Linked DNA regions of Homo sapiens: region 2 is linked to region 1. A link is a contact called in ENCODE Hi-C or POLR2A ChIA-PET data. All regions are on one chromosome and are shown on one strand. Each heading gives the region's core, a stretch centred on a gene start or an enhancer-like site at or near the end of the contact. The rest is flanking DNA. Distances are from core to core; before and after follow the strand shown. Region 1 holds the start of NRBF2 (nuclear receptor binding factor 2). Region 2 overlaps ARID5B (AT-rich interaction domain 5B).

Region 1 (6,836 bases), core at 2,584-5,083:
AGTAGCTGGGACTATAGGCATGTGCCACCATGCCTGGCTAATTTTTGTATTTTGGATAGAGATGAGGTTTCGCCATGTTGGCCAGGCTGGGCTTGAACTCCTGGCCTCAAGTGATCCGCCCACCTCTGCCTCCACCTCCCAAAAGTGCTGAGATTACAGGTGTGAGACACTGTACCCAGCCCCTTCTATTTCTTTCTTTATAGCCTAGGAGTTATTGCTTTTCTCATGTAAATACCTAAACTCTGGCCACACCTTTGTAAAACAGTCCGTTTATTAAACCCTTCTGGGATTATTTTGAGTATGTCATTGATTTGCTTTAGATACAATGCCTCTGGTAGTCTCAATAATGGTCCGAAAGATACCCAGGTCCTAATCTGTGGAAGCTGAGAATGTTACCTCATATGGCAAAGGGACTTTGTAGGTATGATTAAGTTAACCTTGAGATAGGAAGACTATCTTTAACTATTTTGTGGACCAAATGTATTCACAGGGTCCTTACTAGAGGGAGGCAGAAGGATTTTAAGAGGAAATGACATGACAAAAGCAGCAAGAGCTTTGAAGATGCAGTGCTGCTGGCTTTGAAGATGGAAGAAGGGGCTGTGAGTCAAAGGAATGCAAAGAATGTAGCTCCAGAGGCTGGAAAAGAAGGGGGCAAGGCCTTGCTGTATACCTTTGTTTTGGCGCTATGAAATTATTTTGGTCTTGGCCGGGCATGGTGGCTCACGCCTGTAATCACAGCACTTTGGGAGGCCGAGGAGGGTGATTCACGAGGTCAGGAGATCGAGACCATCCTGGCTAACACGGTGAAACCCCGTCTCTACTAAAAATACAAAAAATTAGCCAGGCGAGGTGGCAGGCGCCTGTAGTCCCAGCTATGTGGGAGGCTGAGGCAGGAGAATGGCGTGAACCCCGGGGGTGGAGCCTGCAGTGAGCCAAGATCGAGCCACTGCACTCCAGCCTGGGTGAAAGAGCGAGACTCCGTCTCAAAAAAAAAAAAAAATTATTTTGGTCTTCTAGCCTCCAGAACTGCTAGCCTCCAAATTTCTGTTGTTTTAATCCACTAAATGGGTAGTAACTTCTTACAGCAGTCATAGGAAATTAATACAGTGCCCAAGATAGAACTTTTCATTTTCCATACAAATTAGCTCCTTCCTATTGTTACCAGGGGGTCTTTGTTCTTAGAGCTCCCAAGATGGTGGCAGGCCACTTCCAAGATGGCGGCAAGCCTTTTGTTCTCTGACCTGGGGTTCTTGGCCTCACGGATTCCAAGGAATGGAACCTTGGGCCATGCAGTGAGTGTTATAGCTCTATTAGAAGCCGTGGGTCACAGAAGAGAACCGTGGAACCCAGCAACTAGTGTTCAGCTCGATTAGGACAAACCCTGGGCACTTAGCCTTGCAGGAACAATGGCGAGCCTCTAGCCCGATTGGGAGCAGCAATGGGCGCCTCGCTGGATCAGGAGCACAGTGGACACCCTGATGGATCCAGAGGGGTGGAAGTCAGCGGCGGGTCTGTGATGGCAGCAAACAGCGGTGGTGGACGGTGAGTGAAAGCTCAGCTCAAGCTGTAACAAACATGGACCAGAAGAGTGTGCAGTTGCAAGATTTAATAGAGTGAAAACAGAGCTCCCATACAATGGGAGGGGACCCAAAGGGGGTTGCCACTCCCTGCTCGAATGCCTGGGTTTATATCCTGATCATTGTCCCTCCCCCTGTGCTCTCAGGCGATATATGATTTGACTATTTCTTTACCTTCTGCTTCTAGCCTAATTTGTATTTTAGTGAGCCCTCTTTACTACCTGATTAGTCGGGTGTGAACTGAGTTACAAGCCCTGTGTTTAAATGTGGGTGTGGTCACCTTCCCCAGCTAGGTTTAGGAATTCTTAGTTGGCCTAGGAAATCCAGCTAGTCCTGTCTCTCACTATCTTGTCCACTTGGTTGTTTACTTTTTTATTTTTTTATTTTTAGAGACAGAGTCTCTCTGTGTCACCCAGGCTGGAATGCAGTGGTGTGATTGGTCTCAGCTCACTGCAACCTCTGCCTTCCAGGTTCAAGCAATTCTCCTGCCTCAGTCTCCCCAGTAGCTGGGATTACAGGCACGCGCCACCACACTTGGCTACGTTTTAGTGCTTTTAGTAGAGATGAAGTTTCACCACGTTGGCCAGACCAGTCTCAAACTCCTGGCCTCAAGTGATCTGCTCTCCTTGACCTCCCAAAGAGCTGGGATTACAGGGGTGAGCCAGTGTGCTAGGCCACTTGGTTGTTTAAATACGAGATTTGATTCTTCCATTTTCTGTATGCTTTACTGCCATTCCATCACTAACTCCTCTCAACCTGATGCCCAAAAATATATCTTGAATATATCTACTTCTCTTCCAAGGTTTCCGGCACATGGTAGAAACATGATAACTATGTAATGAGTGGATGCATGACCCAATCTTCCCTACTTCCATTCCAGTCTGAGCGCCCATAATTAGTCAATCAACTAGCTTGTCTTGGTTCTTTTTCCTTAGGCCTTCCACAATCTATTCTTCACATTACAGGGAAATTAATCTTTTCAAAACTGTAAATTAAAGCAGATTATTCTCTAGCTTAATATCCTTTACTTATTTCCCAATGCACTTTGAGTAAAATTCAAATGTTTCATTGTGCACTGCAAGGACACCTATGTTTTGGAAGTTTCCTATCTCTCTGGTATCTTCTTTTGCATCTCTCTGAAATGCTGCAGCTCCCGCCACCCGACCTCCCCGCCTTTAGAGTTGAGGCATAAGACATTTCCTTTGTCGAGAAGGGTCTTTGTTTAACTGGCATTTTAAGGTTTAATCTTAAAGATTACGCCCTTAGCCAGGTGCGGTAGCTCATGCCTATAATCCCATCAGTTTGTGAGGTCCAGGAGGGCGGATCATTGAGCTCACTTGAGCTCAGCAGTTCAAGATCAGCATAGGCAACATGGCGAAACCCCATCTCTACAAAAAATACAAAAATTAACCTGGCCTGAGCACTTGTAGTTCCTAGCTACTTAAGAGACTGAGGTGTGAGGATCGCCTGGGGCAGGGGGCGGGCAGAGGGAGGTTGCAGTGAGTGGAGATTGCGTCAGCAAGACACTTTCTCAAAAAAAATCACGCCCCCCATGAAAGGCTTTCCTTTACCACCCAACTCCACCTTGGTTACTCTATCACAGCTCCCTATGTGTTCCCTTTCCAGCATAAATCACAACTATTTGTCAGTGAATTCCATGACAGAACGAACCTAGCTTTTGTTTGGCACATAATTGTTAAATGAATGCAGTATTATATTTGGCTAGACCAAAATTGTTTCCCTATCAGTTTGTGAGCAACTTGAGGGCAGAGCCCTAAATCATTCGAGTGTGCTGACCTCTAGGGGGGTTAGTCCAGTGCATGGTCTAGAATTGCTCAAATCGGCCTTTTGAAAAAATGAATCATGTACAATGATAAAGGTGTGGACAGGACCACAAGTAACGGTGTAACGATTAGCAGATTTAAGGAAAAGTCAGTCTAAAAGGAAACGTGAGAAGCTAATTGCAGAAGACAGCCATTTCAAGTCTTCAACAGCAAGGCTGTACCTCCTCACGTGACTTCAGTGTAGACTTTAAGAACCTAAACTAACGCTTCTCGCGAGAGGAAAGATTGACCGCTCGCAAGCGTACATCAGCTGGTGCCCCGCCTTCCCTGGGCCCCACCCACTGCCTGTCCTCATTCCCACCTTGAACCAGCCTTTTGCGCGTGTGACGTCATGGCGCCGTGCGTGGCCTCGGCGGTGGCGCAGGGGGCGGGCCCGCGGCGCGGCGCCGGAGGAGGAAGTGGTGAGGTTGTTGCTCCTTCAGCGCCTATCGCTGGCTCTTGGGGCGCAGAGAGGGGCCGCAGTCTCCGCGGCTGCGTCGAGCTCCCTTGCAGTCCCCTCCATGTTCCCCGGCGCCACTACTCCCCTTCCTAAGGCCGCCGCTTACCCCGGGGTCTATGGAAGTAATGGAAGGACCCCTCAACCTGGTGAGTGTCCCACAGAATATAGCGTTCGTCTTGGGTGCCTTTGCCTCAGGAGCCCGGCCCCGTCCCCGGCGCGTCGGCTAACCCTTTAGGCTGGGAGGTTGGTTTGGCAGGAGTGGTCGCAGAGGCTGTGAGGGGCTGCTAGGCAGGCCCTGGCCCAACTGCGGCTCCAGGCTAGCCACTTCAGACTTTGCCCTCCTGGGGGATCCCCGGGAAGTCCTGGCGCCCCCTGTCGCGGGGCCCCGGGCGAGGGGATGCCACCACCTGGGGCTGCCACCTCCTCTCTGGCTGGGGGAAGTCCTCTTAGCGCCACGTAGCCACCTCCCTACAGCCTGGAGAGGCACTGAAGCCGGCCAAGGCAGAAATGGTGTGATACTGGTTTTAAGTTCTAGCAGCAGGGTCTGAGTCTGAGTCGCCCCGCTTTGGAGAGGTGGAGGAGTGAATAGCCTCCTCACCCTCCACTTCCCCCTCCTCACCCTTCACTTCCCCCTCCTCACCCTCCACTTCCCCCTCCTCACCCTCCACTTCCCCCTCATTTCTCACATACATTCACATGCATAAACTGAGTCTACCGTCTTCCAAATATATTAGAGACAGCTGGGAAAAAGACAGCCGTTCCTGTATTTAGCTCAGATTCATCAATTTAGGCATCATGAAAGTGTAATAGGTGTTTGCTGTTCTCAGGAAAATGGCTGATAGCCTGTTTACTTGTGTTTTAAGGCGTTTCAGGTGTTGCAATTAAAAAACAACACAACAGAACCCCACTAACAACGGGAAGCATGAGTTCTTTTCAGACTGGCCATTGCATCTTTTAGTTTTCCAGAGAGGTTACCCATTTTGGATGTAAAAGTCAGATTACTTAAGGTTGCACACAGGAAGAACTTTTGAGTCACAGGTTTGCAATTCATTTGCGATGGTGGAATTGAAAGAAAGCTCTATAGAGGATTCTTTTCTCACATTAGAACTCTGAGTCCTAGAAGAGCAGTAGAGTCAGGTGGTTTAAGACTCTAGGTTTTGAAGCTATGCTGCTTGGATTTGAATTCTAACCTCGTCACTTGATATCTGTGTTACCTTGGGCAAACTACTTGGCTTCACTCGGCTTCAGGTTTTTTGGGAGGATTAAAGGAGTAAATAGGTGTAAAGCACTTAGAACTGTACTAAGTACATAGTACAGTGTAAGAGTTAGCGATTATAACCAGACCATAAGCCCTTAATTTAAAATCTATTTGTAGAATAAAGGTTTGGACTTGAGCTTTAAAAGCCTAAGATTCTCGGACCAAATCACTGGTGCCAGGTTAACTGTTGTGAGGCGCCCCTCCCTTTTAAGTTGGGTCTTGCCCCAGGTGGTAGGTATTTACACTTAAGACGAATTGGACTACATTTGCGAGTTTTTTTTAACCAGGGAACTGGCCAGGCGCCGGGGCTCACGCCTGTAATCCCAGCACTTTGGGAGGCCGAGGCGGGCGAATCACTTGAGCTTAGAAGTTCGAGACCAGCCTGGGCAACATGGCGAAACCCGGTCTCTACAAAAAATACAAAAATAGCCTGGCGTGGTGGCGCCCGCCTGTGGTCCCAGCTACTCGGGAGGCTGAGGTGGCAGGATCGCTTGAGCCCAGGAGGTGGAGGTTGCAGTGGGCCGAGATTGTGCCACTGCACTCCAACCTGGGCGACAGAGCGAGACTCTGACTCAAATAACCAGGGAACTGTCTTGCACTTTTCTTGTTTTTAAGGCGACATATAGTTGGCAATGAAATACAGTGGATGGCTCAATACTGAAACTTCACAGGAGTATTACTAGAAATAATCAGCTGTTTACGAAGTGCTTCAGAGTTCAGGTGTCCTTGCCAAATGAGCATTGGTTCAGTTCTAGTTAGCTTCACATTATTTGGCTGCAGAATAACCCCCGCCAACTGCCCCACGAATGTGTGATGTTTTAAAAGGAGACTAGAACTGGGTGACAGTTGCAGATAGAACTGCAGAATCACTACCAGTTCAGGAAAAATTAGTTAAATGGTGGCAATACCATTTAAATTCTCCTCCATAAAACGGAGCGAGTTTCGACAGAGTCTTTTTAAGCAGGCTAGCGTAACTCCGTATTTCAGCCATAAAATTTATGTAGGCAAGTATCAGAAATTTGGCATCTTGAATTCTTTTTTTTTTTTTTTTTTGAGATGGAGTCTCTCTCTGTCACCAGACTAGAGTGCAGTGGCGCGATCTCAGCTCACTGCAACCTCCGACTCCCTGGTTTAAGCGATTCTTCTGCCTCAGCCTTCTGAGTAGCTGGGATTTCAGGCACGCGCCGCCACGCCCAGCTAATTTTTGTATTTTTAGTAGAGACGGGGTTTCACCATGTTGGCCAGGATGGTCTCGATCTCCTGACCTCGTGATCCCCCCGCCTGGCCTCCCAAAGTGCTGGGATTACAGGCGTGAGCCAGCGTGCCCGGCGGACACCTTGAATTCTTAAACCATTTGAGTCTTGAAAGATCTAATTTCCAGCATAGTTGTTTATTGGAAGGTAACAGTAGAACAGACGTTGACGGTTACTTGAATGAGTACCAATTACAGGCCTCTGGCACTCAGAATTGTCACTCACAGTTTTATAAGATGAGGTTTTTGAAAATTCAGACTTTTTTTTTTTTTTTTTTTCTTTTTTGAGACGGAGTCTCGCTTTGTCACCCAGGCTAGAGTGCAGTGGTGCGATCTGGGCTCACTGCAGCCTCCACCTCCCGGGTTCAAGCAGTTCTCTGCCTCAGCCTCCTGAGTAGCTGGGATTACAGGCATGCACCACCCTGCCCGGCTATGAAAATTCTGACATTCTTTTATGTCAGTGAAC
Region 2 (6,557 bases), core at 2,609-5,108, 1.1 Mb before region 1:
GGTAATTTCATACACAAGAGCCGCATAGTCTGTATCACTCAGCATGCCTAAAATGCTCTGATAACTTTCCAATGCCTGGATATTTCAAGAAACTTTTAGAAAGGAAAACAAAACTCTAGCCAGACCCTGGAGTAGAAAAACTGGTTTCTATTTTAAAAAAATAAACAACAGCCTTTGAAAAAAATCTCTATTTAAAAATTCTTAAATTTGCCTCTAAATGCAAGTTGTAATTAATAGAAGTTAGAGTTTACACTGTTGAGTGTAAAAACACCCTCAGGCACAAACTAATCAAGTGTGTATGTCATGCTGTAAACTACAGCGAGTTCTTTGTTTGACCCCCCCCAAAAAAAAAGCTTGCCAAACAGCAGTTTTTCTTTGTCGAGCTCCTTTATTGTCTCATTTTTGTTTTTATCCTACTTCCTCTGTCCCATCCTTTGAACCTAACTATAGTATTTAAGAAACCTTGCAGGTCCCATGTTTTATTGATAGTTTTCATCAAGCATGAATTTAAATTTGAGAATAGATTAGGTGTCTTAGCCCTTTTCTTTTTGATAAATAACAAAAGGTTTCTACTTGTGATTTTCTGTCCTCAGGGTTTTATCATTAAGATTAAATAACTGTACTCTCAAGCATGCCACTGCACAAACATCTTTTCAGTTATGTGAGTAACAGATGCCTTCACAAAGGAACTATTGAAAATTCAGAAAGCATGTTTCCAAAAAAGAAAAGGGAAAAAAAGTATCATATGACAGAAGAATGTAATTGTTTACCATTAAAGTATATTCTTAACTCTTCCACTGAAAACCTCTTGGAACATTTTGTTTTTGTGTAAGTTACTACAAAGTTTGACCAAAATAATAAATGTTGTGGGAGAACTGTTGAACATTTCAGAAGTTCTGGAACCAGTAGGATCTAACATGCATGGGGCTTAAATGCAATAGTTGTTTGCCTATTTTTATATTTTGACACTGGCTTCCATCATTTGTGGGGTACACATCACATTGAAAACACTGCCATGTTGGCTGGGCATAGTGGCTTACCCTGTAATCCCAGCACTTTGGGAGGCCGAGGTGGGTGGATTGCTTGTACCCAGGAGTTTGAGACCACCCTGGGCAACATGGTGATACCCTATCTCTACTAAAAATAAAAAAAATAGCCACGTGCAGTGACGCATACCTGTAGTCCCATCTATTCAGGGAGTTGAGGTGGGAAGATCATCTGAGTCCAGGAAGTTAAGGCTGCAGTAAGCCGTGATTGCATGAGACCCTGTCTCAAAACAAAACAGTATTGGGTTTATTATTCTTGAAATAATGTTCATCTGCCCTTGAAATGGATCCATACAACTCAATTCTGAAGTCATTGGGCTTTTTTCATTGAGAAGAGTCATTGCTGCAGTTGTTGCTGGCTGGCATTGTAGAGGGCTAGGCACCATGCATGGTCTGTGTTCACTGTAATAAGCATGCATTTTAATCCCTGGGACATAACATCAGCCTTCCTTAAGTCCATTCCAACTTTCTTCAATGTGGTTGTCATTTGAAAGGCATAGGAACAACATTAGTCTAGATGCTCTTACATGTGGCATGGAGACATCATAGAAAGCCCCAAAGGAGCTTTATTAGGGAGACCATGGGAAGCTTGGGCTTGGTAAGATTAAGTCCTAGAGGCTGGAATTCATGGAGGATATGATTCTCAAGTTTCTCTTACCATCCGATATTAAGTTGGGCATGATCCAACTAGTATCACTACCTTTTGAAGAGCTATGGCATGGTTATTGTAGCATATTGTAAGAGTAGTTGCCCAGTGCCCAAGCCATAGGGCTTCTTCTGATGTAGGAGGTTGACCCTTTGTGGAATGGCTACATATGTATTTTATAGGCCTGTTGCCTCTGAGAAAAGGAGAATGCTCACTCCAGTTTCTCAGGTAACTCCTTAGGAGCTAGGAATTCACTTAACCCAGGCAGGAGTGATCTTTCAGTATCTCCTCCGTGTTGGTATGTCTCCGTGTTGATACATCTGTGTATGAAGATGCACAGCCACCTTTTTGAGATGAAGATAGCTGGACTAGCAGAGGCAGGCAGTTTGGTGGTCGAACTCAAAATTTTGACACTAAATAGCTGTGTGCCATTGACTAGTCACTTAATCGTTTAGCTCTGAACCTCAGTTTTGTCATCCATAAAATGAGATAAAATAATATATCTGTAGATATTTCTTTCTGTAATGGTTGAAATTAAAGCATGCAGAGTGCCTGGTATTAATAAGAATGTAATGCGTGGTGGTGGCTGTTAATATTGTAATGCCTAATCAATATATATGAATGACCTGAATGAGGTTTCTCTACCTTCCCACCTTGCTTCTAACACAGTCCCCTGAAATCCATGTAACTCCAGTTCAGGAAAGCTGTCATCCTTGAGCTAACTCTCTCACACTGACACATCTTTATGGGAGCCGAGCCACCACCTTGCTGTGTCCAGTACCACGTACCTTTCTTTCTTCTCTTCATTTAGGGTCACACACACTCCGGGACCATGGAGGGAGGTATCAGAATTATCAGTGGGCCTAAGAAACAACTCTCCCACCCACTTCCAGGGGCAAATGGAGAGAGCATTAAAGCCTTCAAAAAGTTTTCTTGTCCATCTGCTGCCCATTGAGTAGGTAATGAAGCCCCTGTGAGCAGATCATTTTCCCAGAAAAGAGACCTTTTGTGGTGACAAATGGTTATATTTCATCGTTGTTAATAGTGGACTCCATACCTTTTAGGTGTCTTAGCATAGAATACAGGTGATGCTAGTTATACCTACCTCATTTTTAAAGTATGTAAGGCAGTTTGGCTTTGGTAGCTCTTGGGCAAACTGAGTCTTTCACACAGACTCTGTGTTGCACTCTGCCGCCATTTTGTTGGCTCAGATGGGCCCCGCTATAGGCTCGTTCTTCATGTCAGCGTGGCTTCTTACTCCGTGGTTTGGTGCCCCAGACTTTCAGTTCACATCCTTGCCTGTTGGGAGGTGACACTGGAGGCCTCTTTCTCACCTGTCTTGGTTATGGGGAGAGCTTGTCACACTCGGCACACTATTTTTTCTGCTCCACTCAAGTTCACACCATAAAATGGAGATCTTCTGTGGCTCACATCTCTCTCAGATGGAGCTTAGCTTTTACTGTGCTCAACCAGGGTTGTGCCCGCTGAGGAAACATTCTCATTTCTCTGCTCATTTACATAGCACATTTGTGTATTTGGCTGTTGATTTGGTTCCCTACCCCCAAAAGCTCTTCTTCCACTTTTATGGTCATGGTCTAGCACCTGAGAGGTGAACAGTATGTGAGATTAGAAAAACTCTCTATGCTTATTGGAACTGTAACAAGCATGTGTACCTCATCTTCAGAAAGGAAAAATATACCTTCTATTGGCTCCATATTTGGTGAAAGATTCCTTCCCATACTTCACAGTAAAGTTATATTTTAATTTCTGGCTGCAAAGGGAAATGTCTGGCCAAGCTGTAGAAATTTATCAAGGCTGGAATCAACTCAGAGGTGTAATGACTCCATTTGGGGTGAGATCAGGTCTGAAGTCCCAGTTGAACCAATATGTCATTTCGTTGTTACTACAAAAAAAAAGCCTAATAGTATTAGAATAGTAGTGCCTTTTTTTTTTCTTTTTTTGAGACAGAGTCTCACTCTGTCACCCAGGCTGGAGTGCAGTGGCATGATCTCGGCTCACTTCAGCTTCTGCCACTGGGGTTCAAGCAATTCTCCTGCCTCAGTTTCCCAAGTGGCTGGGATTACAGGCACGTACCACCATGCCTGGCTAATTATTGTATTTTTAGTAGAGATGGGCTGGTCTCGAACTCCTGACCCCAAGTGATCCGACTGCCTCCGCCTGCCAAAGTGCTGGGATTACAGGCGTGAGCTACCACACTTGGCCAGTAGTGGCATCTTTGACCTGACATGCACCAATGTTATTTCCCTCTGCCCCTAGAAAATATTCTGCTCCAAGGACACCAGCAAACCTTTAGGTCTGGAATTTCTCACTGATTTGATACCATAAAGTGCCTATGCAGTAACTGGGGTGACTTTGGGATTCAAATACAACCCTAAAAGTTCACCACTTCTTGCCCCCACTCTCTGGATTCAATCAGTTCCAGACATTATTGTAATACCATTTTTCAAGCTCTGTAAATAGATGGATTCTCGTTTTTCCTATTAAGCACTGTTTGCTAAATATTTTGGCCCAAAAGTTCAGTCATTCCATGCAAGCATTAATCAATACAGGAGACATTAGTGGTTACTGGTTCAGATGAGATTTGACATTATTTTTCCTCTGCTTCTGAGGAAGGGAGGGGAATGTTGTGTAATAAAGATGAAGGGTCTTTTCTTCTTTTGTACAAAATGCAAATGATGAGGACATGTGTGATACACACTTCTCTAATGCAAGGCTGCTGGTTTTTGTTGAGAAAGAGAGGCAAGGCCCTGGAGGATTTTAGACTTTGTAAATATAAAATTATCTGCCTTAGTGTTTAAAAAAATAATAAAAGGGAGAAAGAGTTGGCAGGTTGCCAGATTACTTACATTACAGTAATAGATTTGCTGACCCCTGACTTCTGCTGTAGAGAAATGTATTGAATTTTTCATAATATCAGATGAGGCAGATCTAAAAACCTAGTGTACTAAGCACCATTATTTAACTTGAGATTTAGCAAAGCCGAAATCTTTTCAAACCAGCAATTTCATGTATGATGATAATTTAGTGGCTCAGATGCTAACAAATCAAGGTTATAATGCTATTGACTTGTTAATTTTAACTTGGGTTGATTTTAAGTCTTTTTTTTTTTAAGAAAGAAGAATGAGGAGGGGAAAAAATCTTGCTTTTCACAGTGACTGAATTTAATAAGAATCTCCGTGATAGCAAAAGGCCCCCCTACTGTTTCTGCTTTGGGGTGGAAAATGTTATTCTTGTATTATTCCTAGGGAAAAATAAAATCTCATGCTGCTACAAATCTTATGCCTATGGAAAGATGTTATTTTTTAATACATAATGGCTTACCTATTTCAGATCCATTAATCGCATCGTAAATAAGCATTTTGCTAATCTGAAATGTGAAATCTGGATAATAATAAAGGCCCATTTATCTGTCCAGCTTTCAATCCCCAGACTAGATGTAGATCAGGAAGGGGAAAATCTCTGGATTTTCTAATGAATATATTGCTTCTCTTCCCCATTACTTCCACCCACCTAAAAGCCAGCCCCCATTCTTAGAGTTGCAGTCCATTGAAAATATTTCTCCTGTGTAATGAATTCTTGGGGGCTGGAGTGCATGTTTGCTTTTATCTGTACAGTTTAGAAACTGATAAAATCTTTGCTGTGCTACAAATATTTGAGAAATAATCAACCTCAAGGCGCAGGCATGGTGCATTTTACTAAATTCTTTATATAATACAAACCTACTCAGCTTTCTACATAGGGCAATGTTGACCTAATCTAAGGCTAACCTGTTTTTAATGGTACCACATGTACGTTGAACGTTTAAATGTTCAGAAACCTATAATAGCTTTTGTCCTCTTGTACTGTAAAAACTTCTAATAATCATATGATAAGATCATATCCTGTGGGGTAATTGTGTTGTACCATGACAGGATAACTGAAAAAACATTCAGTGAAAATTGCACCAAACGGAAATCACTATATGAAGCAGCGATTGTGTGCCGTGCGAGACCGTGCCCTGTTCTTCAAAGCTTAGCTGGTCATATTTCTACTTGCTTCCTTTTAGCTTCTGCCTTGCTTGTTTTATTTTAGGAGGCTTTTTTCCCCAAGCCACTATAATTATCTTTCAATGATTTAGAAGGGGGGGAAAAAACACTCGGTTGACCTTTACACACACACACACACTCTCTCACACACTCACACACTCTCATATACTCTCTCTGGAAGCCTTGAACAAGTAGGGCTTGTGTTTGGATTCAGTTTTACCTTAGTCATGCCTCTTTCCAGATACAAGAAACATTTAATTCCAGATTTCCTGCTTCTGGCTTTAGGCCTTTGACCAGCAAAGTGAAATGTATTTTTTACTGCTGTCAGCCAGCCAGCTGCTGAGTTGAGTGAAGGGGAGAAAAAAAAAAAAAAATGAAAGAAAAAATGAAAAAAAAAAAAAAGGAACCGAAATGAGAATGGTGCCCTACTTTGTGAACTTGCAAAATTAGAAAAGGAAATTAAAGTCTCCTTAGCACCCATCTAGAGAGCCAGGTTGGCCCAGGGCTCTCAGAACCCAGAGTGAGGGGTCCTTGGGCGTCCATGGGGTGTCTCTCCCACCCAATTCTCTGCTTTCCCTCCTCCTCCTTCCCACACTCAGAGGTAATGCTGTCATTCTTCTCAGTAAAGAGGGTCCCTCGTGGTGTCACCATCTCCATCAGAAAATGAAGCTGGGGGAAGGGTGGTACCAGCAAATTGCTATCATTGGAATACCCAGACTACAGTGTTCCTTGAGTTCCCATGGCAACAAAACAAAAGTAAAACAAACCTATCTGTCCCAACAATAAAATATGTTTCCATTAAAGTCAATTTAAAATATC

The links. A loop is a pair of places that touch in the nucleus more often than their neighbours do. ChIA-PET counts read pairs that join two places held with the same protein, here RNA polymerase II (POLR2A). Pooled maps may share reads with other maps.
Region 2: a map with no recorded cell type shows a loop between it and region 1 (6-fold over the local background). The contact joins the enhancer-like site here to the promoter of NRBF2 in region 1. A Hi-C loop is called at or near these places in 1 of 37 single-sample maps with no recorded cell type and 4 of 50 pooled maps. POLR2A ChIA-PET finds 5 or more read pairs at or near these places in 1 of 52 experiments (B cell).

What each region holds. Positions count from the first base shown.
Region 1 is chr10:63,129,495-63,136,330 of GRCh38, forward strand. It overlaps NRBF2 (nuclear receptor binding factor 2), which reads left to right and starts at 3,834. Exons shown (of 4, transcript NM_030759.5): 1 at 3,834-4,006. The coding sequence starts at 3,977. RefSeq lists silencers at 3,651-3,900, 4,111-4,380.
Region 2 is chr10:62,077,188-62,083,744 of GRCh38, forward strand. The region is part of intron 8 of ARID5B (AT-rich interaction domain 5B); the gene reads left to right. Among named protein-coding and RNA genes, the nearest start is that of LINC02621, 180 kb to the right of the region's middle. RefSeq lists an enhancer at 3,077-3,126 and a silencer at 5,512-5,571. Within about 2 kb of position 3,859, at least 13 of the 41 ENCODE cell types and tissues checked have a DNase peak (open chromatin) inside an H3K27ac peak, as active enhancers do; they include B cell, where a contact is called at or near this core.